Regions from separate parts of the Mus musculus genome. Here region 1 is linked to region 2. The links are chromatin contacts, found by Hi-C or POLR2A ChIA-PET in ENCODE. All regions are on one chromosome and are shown on one strand. The core of a region is the stretch at or near the end of the contact, and the rest is flanking DNA. Distances in the headings are between cores, read along the strand shown.

Evidence for each region. Hi-C counts contacts between places; a loop is a spot of excess contacts on that map. ChIA-PET counts read pairs that join two places held with the same protein, here RNA polymerase II (POLR2A).
Region 1: a map of T-helper 1 cell shows a loop between it and region 2 (2.6-fold over the local background). The contact joins the enhancer-like site here to the promoter of Gstcd in region 2. A Hi-C loop is called at or near these places in 1 of 37 maps with a recorded cell type or tissue (T-helper 1 cell). POLR2A ChIA-PET finds 5 or more read pairs at or near these places in 1 of 5 experiments (Patski).

Annotation. Positions count from the first base shown.
Region 1 is chr3:132,869,675-132,875,278 of GRCm38, reverse strand. All of the region lies in intron 1 of Gm29811 (predicted gene, 29811), which reads left to right. Among named protein-coding and RNA genes, the nearest start is that of Gm29811, 6.1 kb to the left of the region's middle. Within about 2 kb of position 3,703, at least 1 of the 3 ENCODE cell types and tissues checked has a DNase peak (open chromatin) inside an H3K27ac peak, as active enhancers do.
Region 2 is chr3:133,089,223-133,094,953 of GRCm38, reverse strand. It overlaps Gstcd (glutathione S-transferase, C-terminal domain containing), which reads left to right and starts at 3,129. Exons shown (of 12, transcript NM_026231.3): 1 at 3,129-3,374. Ints12 (integrator complex subunit 12) reads right to left here and starts at 3,099. Exons shown (of 7, transcript NM_027927.4): 1 at 2,978-3,099.

The DNA of each region.
Region 1 (5,604 bases), core at 2,454-4,953, 220 kb after region 2:
CTCCAGAGTTGGGAAAGAGCTGAGCTATCCCAACCACAGAGGTACGAGAGAAATGGGTCTCTGGAGACTCAGACAAACCGCTTCCCTCATTCCTCTGCATGCCACCTCTTTCACTGCCCTGGGCCAGTAGGACTGCTTTGCAGTATTGCTACTGAACTGCTCCAAAGGCCTTCTTGCTCTGTGAAGGCTTGAGCCCAGAGAAAGGAGAAAACTAACCCTTTCTACTTAATCATATTAGTTGCTACAATGGAAGAAAAGTAATGTACTCTTGAGTGTTGGTTGTTAAGAAGCCCATGATTTGTTTTAGGGGATGAGAAATGTGTAGGTTTTATATTTGTGTTATGCTTCATTGTTTATGACTTGTGTGTGTGTGTATCTGTCTGTCTGTCTGTCTGTCTGTCTGTCTGTCTGTCTGTGTGTCTGTCTGAGTCAACATGCCATAGCCAGCATTTGAAAGTCAGAGAGTAACTTGCTAGAATCTGTTCTCTTTCCATAATGTAGTTCCTGGGATTGAACTTGGGGCTTTAGGCTTTGGCAGAAGATGTGTCTACCCCATCCACCCCATGGATATCTTTTTGTTTGTTTGTTTGTTTGTTTGTTTGTTTTTGGGACAGAGTCTCACTCTCTATCACTGACTGACCTGGAACTCAGTATGTGGAGCAGTCTGGCTGTAAACTCATGGAGACACACCCGACTTTGTCTCCTGAGTGCTGGGTTTAAAGGCAGATGCCACCACAACCATCATAAAATAAACACTTTTTAGCATTTTGGGTTTGGCTTTTCTGAGACAAAGTCTCAATATAAAACCTTGGCTGGTCTAGAACTCACTAGGTAGAATAGGATGGCTTGGAACTCCTAGAGATCCACCTGCCTCTGCCTCCCAAGTGCTGGGATTAAAGGTGGACAATATTTCCACAAATGTCAGCTTCACACAACATGTTTATTATCTTTAATTTTTCAGGACATGCCATAATTGGCTTCTCCATTTCAGGGTCTTTTTCCTTGTAAGGTCTTACAAGGCTACCATTATGGGCACAGTCAGGAAAGTGGCCTCATATGACACAGTTGTGTCAAAGGTCCATTTCTAAACTTAGATCAACCAGATTCAGTCTGTTGCTTTAACTGTATTCTCTTTGTCTGGCTGAAGGCTGCCTTCACCTCGAGGCCTCCCAAGTGTCTGTCACATGGGTTCCACGCTTGTGTCCTTAGTCAGAGTAGGAAAGATCCAGGAAAATGGACACTGAAATATTCTGGAGTATTGTTACAGAAATCTAACCTTCTGACTGTTCTTTTAAAGGCCTGGTTTGTAACAGAAAGACTTTTCCCAGTTCTGCCCTGAACAAGCTCAAATCAAGAGTCTTGCATTCGCCATTCCCCTCCAGCTCATGAAACTTCCTATGCAGTGAATTTTCAAAGGGCTCTGGTAATTCTGGGAGGAAAACTTCAAGATACTGTTTCTACTTTGATATGCTCGCTTCCCCTCACATTCAAAGGCAAATGTCTCTCATTCATGTTTTTTATGAAATCACCAAGGAAGTGAGCTGCCATAAATGTCTCCTTAAATGGGTCACACTCGTATGCAAGGAGTAATGGGTTATTTTTATAAAAAATTTAAAATCTCTGGGTATTTTTAAAACTGCCACTAATAGCGACTTCTATCTGCTGTGACCTGCTACTCTTCACAAGTGTCTTGTCAAGTTTGATTCCATCTTGGCTAATCCAGGAAGATTAGCCAGCTGTTCTAAACAAGTCCCTTTTTGTTGCTTCCAAGTTTATGCGACCTCATCACACTCCCCCTCGGGAGGACACAGCGTCAAGTCGTGGCCTGACCCCACCCTTCTGTTCACCTACTATAGAAACCCTGTGGTTTCCTGGGCATGAAGGAAATCCTCACATTGAAGGGAGTGGTTGGCAGCTTCTGATGTGAGGTCAGTGGCTATTTTGTCCCCAGTATAAGACTTCCCTTCGACCCAGCATCACCACATCTGAACTCCAGGCATTCTCAAAGGAGATTAGAGATCTCATATTGAAACCAGGGTCAATCTAGTTATATTTAAAACTCAAAAGTACGTGAATAGTGAAGACGCAGTTCTTGGTTTATATTCCGTGAAGCTCTTTGCTGCTTTCGTAAACAGAGGCAGTGATTTCTTTCAAAGTTACCGTCTGAGCAGAGCTTCTAGAAGGTTTTGAGTAATCATTTGTTGTTTAGAAATGGCAGCCTCTCTTACTTCTTCCTCTGCAGACCGAGTGTGTTTTGGTTCCAGCGCATGTGTTTGTCCATTTAAGAAACCCGACGAGACAGTGAGCACTTAGTTCTCTAAATTGTCCTTCGCTCTGTTTAATGTTTCCTGAAGCATGTTTGTGGTGCTGTGTGTGTGTGAGTGAGTGTGTGTGTGTGTGTGTGTGTGTGTGTGTGTAAGCCGGGGGACAATCTCAGGTATCCTTCTACAAGAACTGTCCACCTTGCTTTTAGAAGTAGGGTTTCTCACGGGCCTGGAACTCTCCAAGTAGCTAGGATGGCTGGTCTGCTTCCTGGCACTGGCATTATAAGCATATGTCACCATGTTTGGAAACATAGTACTTCCTGCCATCCTTACATTATCCCCAAATCTTCTCTTCTTAACGATTTTCTCCCCACTCTAAAAGATTTTTAAATTTTTTCCTTTTATAACAAATGAGCTTTTTTAAAAAATTAAATTGATTTTTTTTAATTTTATGTTCATTTGTGTTTTGCTTGTATGTCTGTATGAGGGTGTCTTGAAACAGGAGTTACAGACAGCTGTGAGCATCCATGCACATGGTTGCTAGGAATTGAACCCTGATCCTCTGGAAGAGCAGCTGGTGATCTTAACCACTGAACCATCTTTCTAGTCCCTCTAGCCTTTCTCATTTGCCTCTAGGTTCTTTCTTTTCATATAAGTTCTCCTTACATGTGTAGAAATGGAAGTTTTTAGGTGGAGTTCAAACTGGTAATTCCCTTTGCCTGGGCTCCCATCGACCTGCGAATTTAGCAAGTTCTATCTTTTCTAGGGATCTGGCTACATTCCCTGCTTGCCTTTTCTCTGCCCCTATAAGGATAGACTGGTGAATACTAATGTTTCTGCCCGTACTCGTGGCCCATGATTCCCTGTCAAGCAAGACTGATGGAGCCTCTTCTCCCAGGCCTCCCTGAAGTCTCCACATGGTTCAGTTGTTTTCCAAACTCCTAAGGCCCCAGTAAAGACTGCCCAGAGAAGAGGACAGTCTTGGTGTCTAGAATTGCTTAGCAGTTCTGGTCAAGAATATCTCTGAGGAGGAAGCCATTGTGGTCACAAATGCAAGCAGCATTCTTAAATCCCTGGTGGAACTGATGTGTTAGGCTCTGCTGTGGTCTTTTTCAGTTTACTCTTTATTCAGAGGAGAGGAGATGCAATTCACTAAGATCCCCGATTGCCCAATAGTGCTGTTCTGCCTGGTCCTACGGTCTCCTGTCTCTCACAGTGGACCTGGTGTAATGGAGGAGGAGTTTTGTAGCAGCACTAGTGACTTCATAGGACCTGGTCAGGAAGGCAGACAAAAAAGCCGGATGTCCTGTGAAAAGAGGGCACTCGGGATGTGGGCCACCAAACCAAGGTTAGTTCTTCCTGCTTCCAGCCAAATTGCAGAAACCCAGGCCAAAGGAGCTCTGGGCAGGAAGCCAGGCCTGGGTCACCTACTAACACCGTGGCTGGTGAGTACCCAGGGCACAGAAACTGAACCGAGGTTGACATTTTCAGTGACTCACACAGATGGAAAGGGTGAGCTGGCAGTGACCTGAGAGAATCTGAGCTGACTCATCGGTGGTTGCTGTGGGCTCCGGGGTCTTGGAGGAGGCTCCAGGGAGAGAATCTATCTCTGTGAGTGAAATCAAGAGTCACTGCTCTGACAAAAAGACTCCCTTGAGGTGACCGCATTCTGCACTGGAACTCAAAGACTCCACTAAAGGGAAAGGCGTGGCCTGCTTGATGAGGAGAGAAGTGTAGACAGTGGACTTCATATTGGGCCTGACATCCCTACAGAGTCTGAAACACCCCATGCCATCCAAATCGAGGATTCATCCGAGTGCCCCAGCAACCTCTTGTTCCACTCAGATGTGGGCTGGGCTCAGTCCATTTAAGATTTGGGGGCATACAGAGGGGTCGGCCAGCAAGTGTTCATTGTTCCTCCCAGGCAATGGGAGCAAGCAGGAGGCTTCAACGATGCCTCTATCGACTCTCAACAATGGTAGAATCCCTGGCCATAGCAAAGCCAACACCATAAGAACTGCAAATGAATCAGACCTCCATTTGGGTTGTCTGCAGGCCCCGTGCCTTCTCTTGTAGGGGCCCTGTCTGGGAAGTTAAGTTACAGGACTTTAAACCTCTAGAGTTTCATTCTCATCACATCACGTACCTAGTAGATCAGAATCCCAAGCATCCTTATCGGCCTTTGCAGCCCAGGAATTCAAAGCTATAGTACCTGGCCACTGATGTGCCTTCTTTCTGTTTAGATTCGTACTTACTGTAATCTACAGGGTTTAATGCAGATCAGTTTGAGGAGTAATGTGTTCTTAGCACAGAACTAGAAAGTCTTTCCTCTTATTATTAACATTGTGCTCGTCGGAGGTTTAGATTGTCTAGTGTTAACATATTGGTAGTGAATACATGTGTATATATCCAAACATTTACATTCCAGTTCCAGACTCAAAGCACATAGCTCTTCAAATGACTGACACCAGGAGGCAGAGATCATGTATGTGATGGCTAGAGCTTACCTGACCAGACCACGGGACAATGGATATTAACCCCTAAGGCTAGACTATGCATAAATCACAGTTGTATAAGGAGCAAGGTGAATGGACCATTCTGCCATCACCCACCGAGCTACCCTCAGTCCAGTAAGGCTTTGGAGATTCTCCAGGGCAGAAAGCGGAATGTGAACAGAAACAACCTTACATGGCACATTCGTGGAAAAGAAGCCTATTTAGGGAACAGATACCAGACAAAGAAATCCATTGGTGGTCATGAGACCATGACTACCGACCTTTGAAGTAAGAGAACCTTGGAATAAATAGCTGTGAGTCAAAAGGCATGGGGAATCCAAACCCCGTCTAGGTTTATGCAGCTCAGATTCCTAAAGAGCATAAACCTTTGCCATCTAAACTAGATAGATTATTAATTAGCCAATCGGGCAAGGCATGCTGTTTTTCTTTTTCTTCTTTCTTTTTTCTTTTTTTTCTTTTTCTTTTTTTAAAGAGTTAGATATTGCTTGAGCTTAAACCTAGGAAGGATGGCATGGCACAGAGCAAGTGTCCCTACCACTTGCTGAGAGTCAGAACAAAATATGAAAAGGAAGCTGGCACAGACACTGTGACTAATTATAATCCCTCCTGGAGAACCCACAGAGCCACTCTGCTGACCCATAGTGTTTCTTTGAAACTTCTCATTGTAGGAAGAAAGGTTATTTTCCTTATCTTTTACACAAAGAACGGAGACCTAAAGAGTTCAGCTGAAACCACACTGGTTGGTAAAGACAGGTTGGGTCTGCGTCCACTCTTGCAGAAGCACAGTGGCCACAGTTGGGGGTGAGGGAGGCCTGTAGACAGGG
Region 2 (5,731 bases), core at 1,880-4,379:
ATGAAATGCCCATAAATTAGGTAACCTATGGTGTAAGTCTACAAAATTTGTCAACAGCAATACTCTAAGGGGAACCTCAGAATTAGTTCTTTTTCTAAGACTTAACATGCTGTGCACCCCTGCCATAAATTACTGACATCTTTCAAACCCAGTTCTGCACATGGTGGAATGTTGTGTGTTTGTGCGTGAGCGTGTGTGTATAAGAAAGATTTAGAGACCACTATTCTAAACTATCCAGCAACTTCCAATTTCCCTTTTCTCCCAATACATCATGGCTTCTTTAAAGCACAGATGCTCATCCTGCAAATCCATCCAGTGTTTTTACTGAGCTCAGCCCTTCACCCTCCTCAAACTAGCTTTATTAGCCCAGTCATTAATAACACATTCCTCTATAGTTCCTCCTTTTTCCTCAAGCACTATCTATCTGTCTTTACTATTCTCACTAATGACATCATGTTTTACAGCTCCCAACACGGAAGTGTTCCTCTGACTTGTTCCATCAGAAAAGCTATAACAGTACTCAGATAGAACCTCTTCTGTATTGCTCAGCTTAGAAATTCCATGACTCCATTTATCAACCTCTGACCTCAGGGGTTTATTTACATAATATTAGGGCCAGGCCCTTCTTTCTCTCTCCCTGACATTACCTTTAATTAAGCATATATTATGATCTTCTAAAACATTTTATAAATAATTTTATTTAGTTCATTAACAGAAAGCTTCATTTTCAGCTAGTGAAATGTGAAGTCTGCTACACCATTCTCTATGACTACAATCAACAGCCTCCTTCTTTGCAAACTATATCTTCCTTTTTTTTTTTCCTTCTCCACTGTTTTAACTCAAGAAGATATCTGGGGTATTATAAGACAATATTTTTTTTAGTTAATTCCCTCCCCCCCCTTCTTTCTTGCTCCTATTTCTTTTTCAAACCAAAGAGAAGCAGTAGGTGGCATAAACAATGTACATGTAAATAGAGAACAGGAAGATAGATGAAAGAATATGTTAAGTGTGAGTTTATTTTAAAAACCTAAGCACTGTTTAAAACAAAGAAAGGAAGAAAATGAATACTTATTACTGTAAAACTATCAATAACCTAGGATGTGGCAGTGATAGCTAGCGCTGGTGGGAGGGATGGTTGGGGCACACCAGGAAGTACCTGTAGCTATGCAAGACACACTGCAACTGCCAGCCTACACAATAATCTCCCCGCATCGCTTACCTCTGTTTATGGCAGTATGCTATTCCCTTCCTGTTCGGCTTCCACTCTAGAACAAGCCGTTCCGTGACTCTCTTCCAGTTCTCTAAGCATCCTTATCCCACTGCTCTAAGGTTTACCTACTGTGTAGACATGCTTCTATTTGGCATCTTCTCCCGTCTACACCCAAACAAGTGCCACTGAAAGAAATACCATATTCTCTTCCAGGTTATTAGTCCTATCTAGCATGCTTCACACTTAGCATTCTCATGCTTGTTTGGTCAACTCACTTCCCATCTTTCCAGAAAGAACAATTACATTTTCCTACTGAACAGGACCTCTTGCAGCCTCTTGACTCTTTATTTCTCCAAGTCAGTTTTAAGTCCAGCTTCCCTTTTCCAAGTCCCCTTCTAGCTCTAGCTACTCTCCCCTATTTTAAGATCAGGTGAATACAAGAGGGATACTTTGTATTTTTACATTTAAGTTGGTATTGGACCTCTCTTTCCCTGGCTTTCTCATTCTTGCCACTATTGTTCCAATGCTCTGTCTTGCTTTAGTCTCACTACCAATTTGTTCTTCAGCAGTCATGAGCATTTTGTTGTCAAATACCATCTCAAGGCAGATGACTCTGTATGGTTTTTCTCTCACTTCCTCTTATTTCTCTGTTACTCTGAAAACAATGACCAGACTATTATATTCAGCTAACTCACCGAAGTCTAATATTCTTGTCTTTTACTCTACACAGTTCTAGTCACTTCAGCAAAAGGCATTCATGAAATGCAACTGTCTTTTCCTCTCAACATAACTCAAACACAAAAAAGCAAGACAATCGTCTATTTTATGGGTAGGGATGTGTACAGTGCTCTGACCTGCAACATTCACTTTCTACTCTTTCATTTGTCTTTAATTATTAATCTCACTAGTGTATAGCTTTTATGAGAGCAGAAGTTTATGAAGGGGGAATGTGAGGGGGAATGCAGGAATTTCCCTGGCAAGTAGCATTTCACAGGTGTTTTTAAAAAATATTTATTGAATCAACTGGATTTTTGCCAAAATGGTCCTTTTCAAGGCTGCTGTGATGTCCCCAAACAAAATTGAGCACCCCTACCTAAATAGATGCTTTCTCTCAGATCTCTTTCACCCTGCCTACTAGTTTCAAACAAACTTCTAAGTTGATCACCTGCTAGTGCATGAGATAAAGGAAACTGCAGAGAGTGCAATACTCATTACAACACTCGAGACCATCCCATTCGTGTTTCTGCAAGATTCTGTAATCCTTTCCAATTAACTTCTTCTTTCCATTTAGTGCTTCGCCTTTGGGGAAGTCTGGAAACTCAGGATGTAAAAACCCCAATTCCAAAACAAACCCAAGCGCTAGAGAAGCTAAGGAGAGTCAAGAGACACTTCGAAATGCCAATTCTTTGATGGAATCAAAACACACTGGGGGCGGCCTCGAATAGGGGTAAGTCCTTCTCAAGGAGGCCAGAACAGAGATGTAAAACGGGAGCTGTACAGAGGTCTCCGGAACCCTCGGTCAAAGGTCTTGGACAATTCCACGGTCCCGGTCCCCCGGGCCACCGTCCTCGGCGCCCTCCTCACTCAGTCCTTCCAGACTAGGAGGAGCGCTCAGGCGGAGCCACGCAACCACCCCGCAAATTATGAGGTCTCCCCTCCAGCAGGGAGGAGACCGACAGCCCACGGAGCTCCGCTCCGGCCGCCCCTCGCGGGGTCTCGAGCCTCCCCCCGAGGCGCCAGGAAGCGGGGACCCTCGTCACCACTCACCGCTCCGCCCCGCCACTCGGTCGGTTCCCGGTAGCTCTCTTCGAATCCGTCCCCGCCCTCACCAGCTTTAAGAAGAGAGAAACAAAGGTTCCCGCAACAGGTCGGAAGGGGAACGTTTCCGAGTGAGACAGCAGGAAGTGACGTAGGGCACTCCTTCCGGTCCGCCGGATTATGAATGGCGTTGGGCGGGGGACGCGCAGACACGTTGTCTCTTCCTTCTTTTTGCCCCCTTTCCCCTGCTCAGGGCCTCGCTGGGAGGCGAGTGCTCCTCCTCAGGCCGCGGCTTCCAGAAGTAGCCTCGGAGTCCCGGCTCGAGCTGGGCGGGAAGGCGCGGTGGCCCGCGTCGTCGCCCGCATGCTCCCGCGCCCTCCCTGCCTGGCCGCGCCCCTGCGACCAGGTAAAGAGGGCGCTCGGGCCGCTCGTCCCCCCGCCGCCTCCTGAGATCCGCGCTCGCCCTCAGGGGTCGGCGGGGCTGGGCTTGGAGGCCAGGGTGGGACCGGTGACGGCTCGCAGCCCTTGAGAGTCTTGCCAGCCCCACATTCACCGCAGGCTTTTGCTGTGGGTGCAGATGGACGGGCTTCGCGCCGTTCCGCTGAGTGACGCGTGGGCCCCTCGGCTGCGAGCCATCCCTCTAGTCTTTTCCCTGCGTGGGTAGAGCAACAGGGCAGCTTTGCCTGGTAGGGGGTTGTGTGGTCGTTTTGAGTTAAGTGCAGGAAAAAAGACCTCTTGGAGCACGACTTAACTTTCCCCAAAGACATAGTTTTACGTCGCAGCCCTTCCTGATTGGACGCTGTACATGCGTACTATTTTACAGTTAGGATCTGCTGCATTTGGGGACATTTGCTATCCCCACCAAAGCAGCGTTGCCCTTCCATTATTAGCACGAACAGAAAGCTTGAGTTTGCACGAGAACTGCTTTGGCTTAAATTAAAAAAGAAAAAAAAAAAAAAAAGAATACCCTAATACATACCTCTCTAACTTTGACTGGGGAATTACACCACCCCATCTCCATCCCCCGCCATACTCACCACCAAATCCTTTGTCATAAATTCCTTAAGGTCAGAAAAAATAAACGAGTGTATCTCGTACCACATTATTGCTAAAGATGGTGGCATTTGTCAAGTTTCCCTCGTGCTGTCCCACAATTTAAAAAGCAAGAACTGGAAGTGACTTTAAACATGTAAATATGGTCTTGAAATGCCATGAGAATAAACTGTTACAATACAACTGATTTGCTGTCATATTTAGTAGATCAAACTTTAAGCTATATGAGTGTTAAACTGCACTTTGAGGAGCATACACTGCCATTGACGCTGCTGAAATTGTGACTCAATCATTTTAAAGAGGCCTAACTTCAAAAAGGAGATTGAGGTTTGAACGTTGTTCTATAGTACTAATGAAAAACACCTTTAAACTAGTAAGGGGCCATGAAGGGGTGGGCTCTCAAGGAAGGGAAAATGGGATGCAGTGAGGTCCGGGGCCGGGGGAGTGGAAAGAATACTATGTATTTCCCCATTTCAAACAAAACTAAAAGCTTTGTGGTTATGGACTTAAGGAGTTTTGTTTTAAACCTCTTATGTTTTCTAGCTTTTGTTTCAACAGCACATGGTTTTAAATAAGCACAAACAATAATCCATTTGGCCTTATTAATAGCAGTAATTTAGTAGCCATAAAAACATTTGGGACTTACCCTGGTGTCCATCAGTATTTTAGACTGTTGCCTGGTATGTGTTGTTTTTATCCTTGAATGCAAAGTGACTTACTGGTTTCTTCTATGAACATTTCTTGGGAGGCAGGAGTTAAAAGCTTTGTAATCATAAAATAAGTATTGCTTGCTGAGGTAACTCAGTATTTTTTTCAGGCTTGATGGTATTTTCAGCATTTACATTTTATGCTGTCCTTCCCTGTTAACTGCACGTATTATGACTTAATAACAACAGACAGTTCTTTGAATCTCCAGAGAGATTATATATTCTTCTATAACTAAGATTTCAGTAAGCATTTCCACTTCCAAACTTTTCTTACTTAATAAAAATTTCTTGCCCTGGGATCCAAATAGCTAATTTTAATCATGGGTTAACTGCCCCTGAATTATAATCCTACATTACATAGTATGAACTCTAAAAGCTGTATTTCTTTCTTGGACTTTTAACTAGAGGTAACTGACTATTATTTATTTATGAAGAAGCACTTTTAAAAATCTGTATGGTAATAAAGTGGGGTCTGTAACCAAATAATGCTGCTTTGTTTAATGTCTAAACCATGAGCTAAGTTGTACATTCAAAATATTGAAGATTGTCTGATGCAGAGAATTGAGCAGCTTTAAATTTAGATTTCAATATTTGAGAGAAATCAGTAAATGTTCATACTCGTTAACTATGTCAAACTTTTTATTTTATAAAATATAGTCTGCTAATATGTATATTGGCATAAGAATTCCCAACAGCATTTTATGACTCCTTGGGTTTAAAACCTCAGTATTAAATTTATCAGTGTTTGTGGTGCAGCACATTTAAGTTCAACATAGTCCACACATTTTGTTGGAAGAAGTTTTCAAATAAAAAGCGCGAGTTGGATTTTTCCCATTAAAGTTTATGCGTTTTAATAGTGTCCTTAGGTAAAGAATTTGTGCATTTTAAAGAATAGTAGGGGGTGAGGTCTAACTCAGTGACAGAGTACTTACCCAGCATGAGTGAGGCCTGGCATTTGAGCTGTAGCACTATTCAAAACAAAATAAAGAAGGTAGGTAGCATT